2 separate regions of the Mus musculus genome follow, and region 1 is linked to region 2. Evidence: chromatin loops called from intact Hi-C (ENCODE). Cell type or tissue: heart. All regions are shown on one strand.

The links. Peaks named below come from ENCODE experiments on the same cell type or tissue, not always from the same donor. Only the 100,000 strongest peaks of a DNase experiment are listed, where the experiment ranks them.
Region 1: a loop joins it to region 2, with 3.0 times the contacts of the local background. A loop is called at or near these places in 4 of 42 quality-filtered maps.

The regions. Positions count from the first base shown.
Region 1 is chr1:74,358,937-74,363,936 of GRCm38, forward strand. It overlaps Catip (ciliogenesis associated TTC17 interacting protein), which reads left to right and starts at 3,199. Exons shown (of 10, transcript NM_001379457.1): 1 at 3,199-3,250; 2 at 3,431-3,586; 3 at 3,814-4,011; 4 at 4,316-4,371. The coding sequence starts at 3,226. In heart, a CTCF peak has its summit at 3,086 (motif pointing left); DNase peaks (open chromatin) are centred at 3,105, 3,765, 4,035 and 4,655; H3K4me3 peaks cover 511 bases; H3K27ac peaks cover 1,224 bases.
Region 2 is chr1:74,450,013-74,455,012 of GRCm38, forward strand. Usp37 (ubiquitin specific peptidase 37) reads right to left here. Exons shown (of 24, transcript NM_001310662.1): 18 at 3,816-4,071; 19 at 2,675-2,841; 20 at 483-543. Among named protein-coding and RNA genes, the nearest start is that of Vil1, 43 kb to the left of the region's middle. In heart, a CTCF peak has its summit at 2,913 (motif pointing left); a DNase peak (open chromatin) is centred at 2,749.

The DNA.
Region 1 (5,000 bases), 91 kb before region 2:
CCTGCGCCATATCCATAGCAGCTCCTTGTCCCTTTAACTTTATTCTGATAACCAAATCAATTTAGGGGCTGGAAGGGAAGCCTTACATTCATGAATCCCCAATGTCTCGTGAGCCAAGCATGGTGGTCTACACCTCTAGTCCCGGTATTCAGGACACAGAGTCAGGAGGATCAGGTATTCCACAGGATTCACAACTACAGAAAGCACTTTGGTTCAACCTGAGACACATGATGCCCTGTCTTTAAAAAGAAGTGTCTTGGTACATGCCTATAATCCCAGCACTCAATAGACTAAGAAGGAAGATTTTTTTTCTAACATTATATACATTTATATTATGAAAGCAATAGGGTTTGCCTTTTTATTTTTTTTTTTAATTAATTTTTTTTTTTTTTTTTTTTTTTTTTTTAGGAATAATCTCAAACTATAGCCCTGGCTAGTCCTGGAAGTCCCTGTGATGACCAGGTTGGCCTCTTGAATACTGGGCCTAAAGATATATACTACCATGCCTAGCTAAAAATGTAATTTTAAAAATGGCTAGTGTCAGCCGGGCAGTGGTGGTGCATGCCTTTAATCCCAGCACTCAGGAGGCAGAGGCAGGCAGATTTCTGAGTTCAAGGCCAGCCTGGTCTACAGAGTGAGTTCCAGGACAACCAGGGCTATAGAGAGAAACCCTGTCTCAAAAAACAAAGAAAAAATAAAAATAAAAACATAAATGGCTAGTGTCTATCAGGACCACATAGAGAAACCTTGTCTGAAGAAAACAAAACGACCAGCAAAATGGCTCATTTGATAGGGGCACCTGCCACCAAGCCTGACACCCCAGGACTCACACAGAGAGAACTAACTCCCAGAAGTCCTTGAGCTCCAGATACGTGCAGTGTGGTGCACCCCTCCCCCTCCACAAATAAATGCAACAAATGTAATGGATTCTAAAATGTAATATGGAGGAGCTTTATCCTAACTGGGATGAGTATGAGTTGGAATAACCCTTCAGTGTCTAAGGCTAGCTCATGTCAAGAAATTTTCTGAGGTCCTGGCTATCATATTGAACTGTGTGTATTAGACATAACATCAACTCCAACATGCCCAGATGGCGATCAAGTGTCCACAGCATGAGTACAAATCAAATGTATGAGTCCTGTAGCCACTCCTCCAAGTCTGTATTTAATCACTTCAGGTGCTGTTAACCAGAAGTTTCCATTCACGGCATCGCCTACCACCCACTCCTCTCCCACCCATTCCTCTACCACCTATTACTTCCTTGCTGCTTAATTCTTTCTAAGACAGGGTCTCTCTGTGTAGCCCTGGCTATGCTGCAACTCACTCTGTAGATCAGACTGGCTTCAAACTCAAAGAGATCCCCTGCCTCTGCCTCTGAGTGTTGAGATTAAAGGTGTACATCACCACTTCCTGGTTTTATTTTCAGTTTTTGAGACAGAGTCGCATTGCAACCCACTGGCCTCAAACTCAATACGTAGCTGAGGATGACCTGGGCTTCTGATTTTCCTGCCCAGCCCTCCCAAGTGCTAGAATCACAACCCAGCACCATCCTATCCAGCTGCTGCCTGAATGCAGACTCAGTCTGACTGCCTCTGGTCAAGTCTTGGCTGTGAAGGATTAGCTGTGTGACGAGTGAAGCCAGTTAGCCTCTCTTTGCCTTAGTTTTCTTCTCCATAAAACCCACATATTACCTCCATATGAGGTCATAGCCTACATCAGCCAAGCATGGTAGTGCACACCTGTGATCCCAAAACTCGGAAGGCAGGGGCAGAATAACTATCTCTAGGACAGCCTGAGCCACATAGTAAGCCCTAGGCTCGATTCCCCCAGTGCCTCATAACCTGGGAATGGTGGCACACGCCTGCCTGTAATTGTAGGACTCAGGAGAAAGAGACAGGAAGGTCAGAAATTTAAGGTCATTCTCTGCTTCATTAAGTTTGAAGTCAGCCTGGGATATATAAGACCCTGTCTCAAAACAACAAAACAAGGGGCTGGAGAGATGGCTCAGTGGTTAAGAGCACTGACTGCTCTTCCGAAGGACCTGAGTTCAAATCCCAGCAACCACATGGTGGCTCACAACCATCCATAATGAAATCTGACGCCCTCTTCTGGTGCATTTGAAGACAGCTACAGTGTACTTAGATATAATAATAAATCTTTAAAAACAAAGAAAGTTCCCAGCACTTGGGAGGCAGAGGCAGGAGGATTTCTGAGTTCGAGGCCAGCCTGGTCTACAGAGTGAGTTCCAGGACAGCCAGGGCTACACAGAGAAACCCTGTCTTGAAAAAATCAAAAAGAAAAAAGAAAAACCAAAAAGGAAAACAAAAAAGACAAAAGAGAAAAGACTTTGCTGTCCCTCTCAGCGTGACCATCATTATGCCTACATGCCTCAATGATGACAGTCCCAGTAAGATGAGGAGGCATCCAAGCTCATAGGTGAGTCACAGAGGCCCCTCTGAAAGTTGCAGCTTGCAGAAAAGAAGATGAACAGCCTTGGTGAACCTGGGAATTAGAAACAGTTTCTACTGAGTGCGAAGGCTTTCCCACCATCGTAAAGGCAATGAATGGGAACCTGAGGCTCAGGAGATAGGAGACTGTTTTTATTGGGACTGTAGCACACAAAGACAGTTGTCCAACCTTGAAGTGGATTCTGTGTGTGAGCCTAGGTCCGGCCCAGGAGTCATGAGTGCCCGGTTTATGGGCACAAGTCACTACTTCTGGTTTAGTCTACTACTTCTTTGTATTATTATTATTATTATTATTATTATTATTATTATTATTATTATTATTATTATTATTATATTTTATATATTTGGGTGTTTTGTTGGATGTTTGTGTGTGTGCCATGTATGTCTCTGGTATCCATGGAGTCCAGAAGTGGGTGTTGGATCCTACAGAACTAGAGACAGTTGTGAGCCATCTTGTGAGTGCTGGGATTCAAACCCAGGCCCTCTGGAAAAGCAGCCACTGCTTTCAACCGCTGAGCCACCTCTCTAGCCCCCTTCGTCCATGAATTCCCAAGGAAGTTGTAAAGACCTGCTTTCCCTCAGCCTCTTAAGAATGTCAAAGGCTCCCTCTGCTGGACAACCTCTTAAGCTTGGGCTGAGCCCCAAAGCTTGACAAATCTAGGTTCAGTAAAGTGGGTTGATTGCCCTTTAAGAGGCAGTACCTAGCTTTCTGGTTGCCATGGAGACTACTAGTCACAGACTGACTAGCCTCAATAAAATGTCTTCCAAAGTTTCCCCCACTGGTGAGGAATGGACTTCTGGTCTGTGGGTGGAGGGAGAAGGGGTATTTGTCCCTTGCAAACCCACCAAAGTGTGGTCTTCGCAAATTTAACTTTTGGGGATGGGGATCAGAACCAGGTATCCCTACCTACTCTACCCTTTTCTCTAGAGTCTGACTTATTAGCTTTTTCTTCCTCTTGTAGTTTCCAAAGCCAAGGACCAGCATCACTTAGGCCAGCTGCAGCAACAGCAGCAGCAGCGGCAGCAGCAGCAGCCATTCCCAGAAGCCAATGCTGAAGCCATCAGCTTTCTCAACTCCTTCTGTGAGCCAGATGGTGGGGCAGGCGTGGGGAGGAGAGGTACAAGTCTCTCTCTCCACCCGATCCTCTTGAGATTCAGAAAAGACCTGTTTGCTAATGAACATGGAGGGACAAGCCTGTCGGGGAGAGCTTTACCAGCTGGCACCGAGTGATGACAAGGAGGAGTGACGGGGCTGGTTAGGAGATGGGAGACGTGACAAGGGGTGAGTGGGTGGTGTGGGGTCTAGAGGCTGGGCCTGGAGAGACAGCTTCTCTGCACCACCCAGGGCTGGAGGATATGCTCCTGTTCTTCCCGGAGACTCTGGCCATCCTCTCAGACACAGGGGAACCTCAGGGAGAACTGACCATTGAGGTGCAGAGGGGGAAGTACAAGGACGACATAGGGATCCTGACCCACTGTCTACTGGTCCACGCCTCTAGCCGCGGCTTCCTAGACAAATCGCTGTGTGGGAGCTCCCTCCTAGGTACAGCCCTGACTGCTGCCTGTCCCTCACATCTTCTCTCCACGCCCCACCCCCATTCCAATCCATAGGTCCTTAATTGGGACCTGCCCCTTGACTTACCTGGGAGAGGGTAAAGCCTGGGGGAGGGGAAGAAGAGGAAGGGGGAGAGGAGAGGGAGGAGGAGGGGAGGTCATTCCCAGTCACATACCCAGGACAAGAACAGTGTTGACCACCCTGTCATTTTCCCATGGCCACGTTGCCCCAGCCTGGGCCAGCCCGTTCCCTAGCGTCCATCCTATGACATCAGTGCCTCCCTGTACCCCAGGCTACCTAAACAACAATCTGGAGCTGATGGAACAGCACAGTCAGGAGTTCATCAAGGTATTTACTCCCAGCCTCCCCCAGCCTTGCCCCTGCTCCAGGGTAAGCCAGAACATGGGCTTTACGAGGGTGGGAGGGACCTCTGGAGAATATCACACTCCCATATCCCACCAGCCCGAACCTGCACCACACACGGTTGGTTTGATAACCAGTCACCTCCATTACTGCTGCTGATGTTGTCTGGATGCACAAACCGAGCCCAGCCCACTGGCCTCCTCCGGCCTGAAAGCCTGGTCCACTTCCCAGAGCCACGTGACCTGACCTTTCCCAGAGCCTGTCACTATTTAGCCTCCAAATCTGGCTCTATCCTCTTCACCCAGTCCCTTCAGAAACTTCCTCTGTGGGGCCATGCCCTGTCTAAACATGGGAGATGACTTGGGCCTAACAGCCTTCTCAGAGAATCTGTTCCCAGCTTCCAGCCTGTGTTCCGTTCTGAGGTTTACAGCTGTTCATCTTTCCTATTACATACTATGGGCCTATTTCTGACTTCCACCATAAATGGAAGATCTCCTTTCCTCCCTCTCCTCCCCTTCCTTCCTATTTTGAGGCAGTCTCATAACTAGACTGGCCTCAGACATGGTGTGTAGCTGAGGGTGATTTGGAACCCCTGACCCCCCTCCCAAGTGCTG
Region 2 (5,000 bases):
CCTGTGTGTGAATCTTACCCTACTGAATCCTTACTTTTGGCTCTCAACTCAATTCCTAAGAGTGAATTATTGGAAAAGTCAATTGGATTGAAGCCATATTGTAGAAATCTTAGTAACGAAACTATAAATCTTCTATTAAATGTTGTCTTGCTATTCTGTTTTTCAAGATTAAAAATGTTATTTTGATATAGGTATAGATAGTAAAACAAAACCACAAAAGAAAGGGCTCGGGACCAAGCTCAGTTGGCAGTGTACTCAGCAAACATAGGCCCTGCATATGATCTCCACTATTGCAGCACTGCATACTTGTGATCTTAGCACTCAGGAGGATCAGTTTAAGGCCATCATTGGCTACAGAGAGTTCCAAAGACACCGTAAAAGAGACTAAATGAGACTTTGCCTAAAAAAAAAATGTTTAAAATGTTCTTCTATGTATTAATGTACTTTTCCATTTAAAAATATAATTGAAATCCTCCCCATACCTTGAAGACTTAATTCTGTAGCCCTTTTGAGGTCGTCATCTTCCTTCTGTTCCCAAGCCTCCTACAGAGAGAAGAACAGGAACAAGTGTTTAAAGAGGCACAGCACGCTGCTCTGAGAGCACTTGCTTGCCATGCCTTCCCTAGCTTTACAGCTATCTGGACTCTGACCTATGTGGAATAGAAGCTTGTTTCTTTTCAACACTGTCCTCTTAAAACATAACGTTGGGGTTTTTATTTCCTCTGGTCAATAACATTGTCAAGTCATTCAATGTGACTGTATGGCGTATTTTTTTTTTTAAATATAAAAAAATGCCAGGCACAGTGCTGCAGAAATGGCTCAGCAGTTAAGAGCACTGACGTCTAGAGATCCTGAGTTCAATTCCCAGCACCCACATGGTGGCTCACAACCCTCGGAAATGGGATCTCTTCTGGTCTGAAAACAGCAGCAGTGTAATCATTCACACCTAGCAAACTACTTACTTTCTTTTCCCTGGACTTAGCATTTATCACCCTTTATGGTACAGATGTAAACACTGCTACACTGCAGATTTCAGACAACCTACAGTGAATATACTTATTCTTTTTCAATAACTACTTATAAGTAGTGTAGAACACAACTGGCTCTCCTGAGCGGATGATGAACACTTCCATCCAGGAGACACTCATACCCTGTGTGTGACAGCAGAATGAGCAGTATCCCTACAGGTTACCGAGCCATCTATTTCTACTTTATTCTAACTAAAGAAACCAGATCCACAAGACAGGTTTGGCAGCAATACTAAATGAAGACCCTTGACTGTCATTTTTCTGAAACAGCAAAGGTATTCTTAGGAAAAAATATAAGTAGGCTGGGCAGTGGTAGCACACACCTTTAATCCCAAGCATTTGGGAGGCGGAGGCAGGCAAATCTCTGGGTTCAAGGTCAACCTGGTCTACAGAGCATGTTCTAGGACAGACAGGTCTACACAGAGAAACCCTGTCTCAAACAAAACAAAATAAGAAAAAAAATGTAAATAAAAATGTTTGAGCCGGGCAGTGGTGGTGTATGCCTTTAATCCTAGCACTTGGGAGGCAGAGGCAGGAGGATTTCTGAGTTCAAGGCCAGCCTGGTCTACATAGTGAGTTCCAGGACAGCTAGGGCTGTACAGAGAAACCCTGTCTCGAAAAACCAAAAAACAGGAAAAAAATAAAATGTTTAACTGCCTTTATGACTGGGGACAAAGTTCAGTAGTAAAATCCTTGTATAAGGACCTGGGTCCCATCTCCAGCGTCACATACATGTATCTTATTACACTGTAAGTAGAAAAGCACTGCTTATAAATAAAAGGTTAGAAGAACCGATTGAGATTGTAAAGGAGCTCTTCTCAATCTTAGTTGTTCATTAGAATCACCAGGGAAGACTTTTAAAATCTAGATTAAAAGAAAGAGAAATCCAGATGCCCAGTCCATATCCAAGGTTTATCCTTTAAAGATTTATCAGTATTAGGACAATTCAGGCATCAGTATTTTTGGAGCACCTCAGGTAACTTTAAAACATAATCAAGATTGAAAAGCACTGGTCTGCCAGGTGGCTGGGGTGCTCACCTTTACCACCAGCCCTGGGAGGCAGAGGCAGGCCAATCTCTCTGAGTTCAAAGGCAGCCTAGTCTACAGAGATAGTTCCAGGACAGTGAGAACTACATGAAGAAACTCTTTCTTGAAAAACAAAACGACAAAAAAGCAAAACAAACAGACAAAATAAGGGTCCAATCACCAGAATTTAAAAATTATTAGATTTTAGATATTTGTGGTCAAATAATTTATAGTAAAAGAAATATTGTAAAAAAAATAACCAGGGCTGAAGAGATGGCTCACAACCAGAAAATAACCAAACAATAATCTACCACTCATAAAATCATGGTGAGGTACTTGTTGACAGCTTGCAGAATAAAGCTAATGGAATAATCTTTAACATCCCTATAGCATATAACATGGCCAACAATATTTTATTCCATTTTAATAATAAAAACCCTACTAATTTAATAACTGTTCCAGTCCAAACAAGCCCAAATAATTTTTTTCCAATAACTAATTGTATGTAGCTATCTAGGAGCAATGAATGACTAACACACAGTAAATGATTAACACGCCAGTCTTTGTGATTCCACTCCTGGAAGCATGGAAGCAGCAGCAACAGGAAGAAAGTGTCTTACTTGCTCTTGAAGGCTCTGAGCCAGTGCTTGCTGCAGCTCCTGCTCTTCTCTTTCCCGGTCTACGTCATACTGCTGGAGCCAATCAACCTCTCCCTGAGAGCCTTCTGGAGTTTTGTTTTCTTTATTCTCATCACAGTCTTTTGTTATCTCAGTAAAACTAGCAGGACCTGAAAAGCAAAACATTATTTTGGAGAAACCCTGAACTTTGTGGACTCTAGTGACACCTACTGTTAAGAAAGAGTAATTTACCTTGCCCTCATTAACACTATAGGTTAGGGTCTAATGTAGCTCAGGCAGGCCTAGAACTTTCTAAGTATCTGAGGATGGCCGAGACTTTGACCTCCCATCTACACTTCCTTGATGGGATTACTGTACACACCATCATGCTTGGTTTGGGGATGCTGGGTTTTGTGCATGGTGGGCACACAGCTACTAAACAAGCTACCAAGCTACTATACTCCCAGTTGTACTTAGAATTTTTTGGGACAAATAATTTCATCTTACCACATCTATATCAGGGTTTCTCAGGCTCAGTATCATTAATAATTTGCATGAGGTGCCGATGAGGCCTTTTGGGGAGTGGGAAATGGAGAAGTGTGTATGCTGTAAATTTTAGCAGAATTCCCCAGACTCTCTGAGATAGGAGAGCCACCTTACAGGAATTAAAGATCCCTTTCATCTATGGAAATGGAAGTGGCTCATGCCAGAAGTAGTCCATGTCTCTCTATTTGTGACGACCATTCCAGGGCAGCAGAGAATGCCCTTGATTTAGAAGCACTGACCCACAGAATGGTTCTGAAAACAAAGAATGACTATGACCAAGTGATATGCATTATAGAGTGACTAACAAGAGCAGGGGAATACATTGCATTAAGAGGAAATAAATACCTCAGAAGAACACCATCAGCTTTTTGGGTTTTGTTATCCTGAGGATACACTAATTATTATTTTACTTGCATATAAAGTAATTTGAAATTAAGACGCTCTGACTCCACAAAAATCTAGAAAATAATTTTGCGATATCGCTCTATGACTTCCATGTCCAAATGTGAGGGCTTTAGGATAACTTAGAAGCTGCATGTCAGTAAAGGCTCTGGAACACATGTTTTGTGTAACAGATACTTATCTTGGTGAACCTTACCTGGCTCAGTGATTGTTTTGGACTTCTCAATTTCCATAGCATCTGGATTTTCAGGCATTTCTGGAATATCATCTTCTGCAAAGCCGGTGTCCGGACTGCTGGTTGGCTTATCATCATCTTCAGGGCTAAGTACCGGCGAAGCTTCTCTCCTGCTTATCTCTAACACAGCTGCCAGCACCTCTTCCTCACTCATTCTGTCAAATCCTGAGTTCTCCAGTTCTGCCTTCCCAGGCTCTAATCTGCACAATTTCAAATCCTGAAGAAGAGCATTACTTTTACAAGAAGGCAAAATGTCCATTAATATACCCAATGTCTACCAATATGAATGTCAATCAATCAATATAGCTAATGCTCAACACTATATCTAATATACTCTAGAGTTTAAAGTGGGAACTGGGAGGCTAGAAAGATGGCTACACACACAATTTAAAAATAAGAGTGTGGAACTGAATTTGTGTGCTACCATGTCTGGCTTCTGTGGTGCTGTTGCTCACACCCATAGCTTCATGTACTAGGCAAGCACTTTACCAACTGAGCTACAACTCCAAACTGAACAGTTTTGCTTGATTACAACAGTGCCAAGTATACCCTTTAAAGAAATGTGGAAGGTAAACACTGCTAAAATAAAGTTACTCAAAACAATAAGTTAACTGGGTGTGGTGGTGCATGCCTGTAATTCTAGCACTTAGAAGGCAGAGGCAAGAAAACTGTTGTAAGTTCTAGGCCAGCTTGGGCTATAACATGAAATCCTGTCTCAAAAAAGCCCAAAAATCAAAAGATTAGTCAAAGGTAATAAGTACTAGATATACATGGATTATACTGTAAACATTCTTTTTATTATCCTAAATATTCTATTTTAAATGCTGGCTGGCAGAGTCAGATTATATAGCTCTGACTGGCCTGGAACTACTATATGAACCAGACTCACAGATAGCCACCTGTTTCTGCCTCCTAAGTACTGGGACATCACCTAGTAATATTGTCTAGTCTTAAATGAGAAAAATGAAAACTACACAAGATTATATAAATCATAAAAATATATGGAGTTCCTTTTATTCTAGGAGAATTTCTAGTATTCTTTCATATTCCAGGGAAGCAATTAGAACCCTTCAGCTCTCCACTAAATGCAGACACTATTGCATATGCCAGCAAGATTATGCTGAAAGGACCCTGATATAGCTCTCT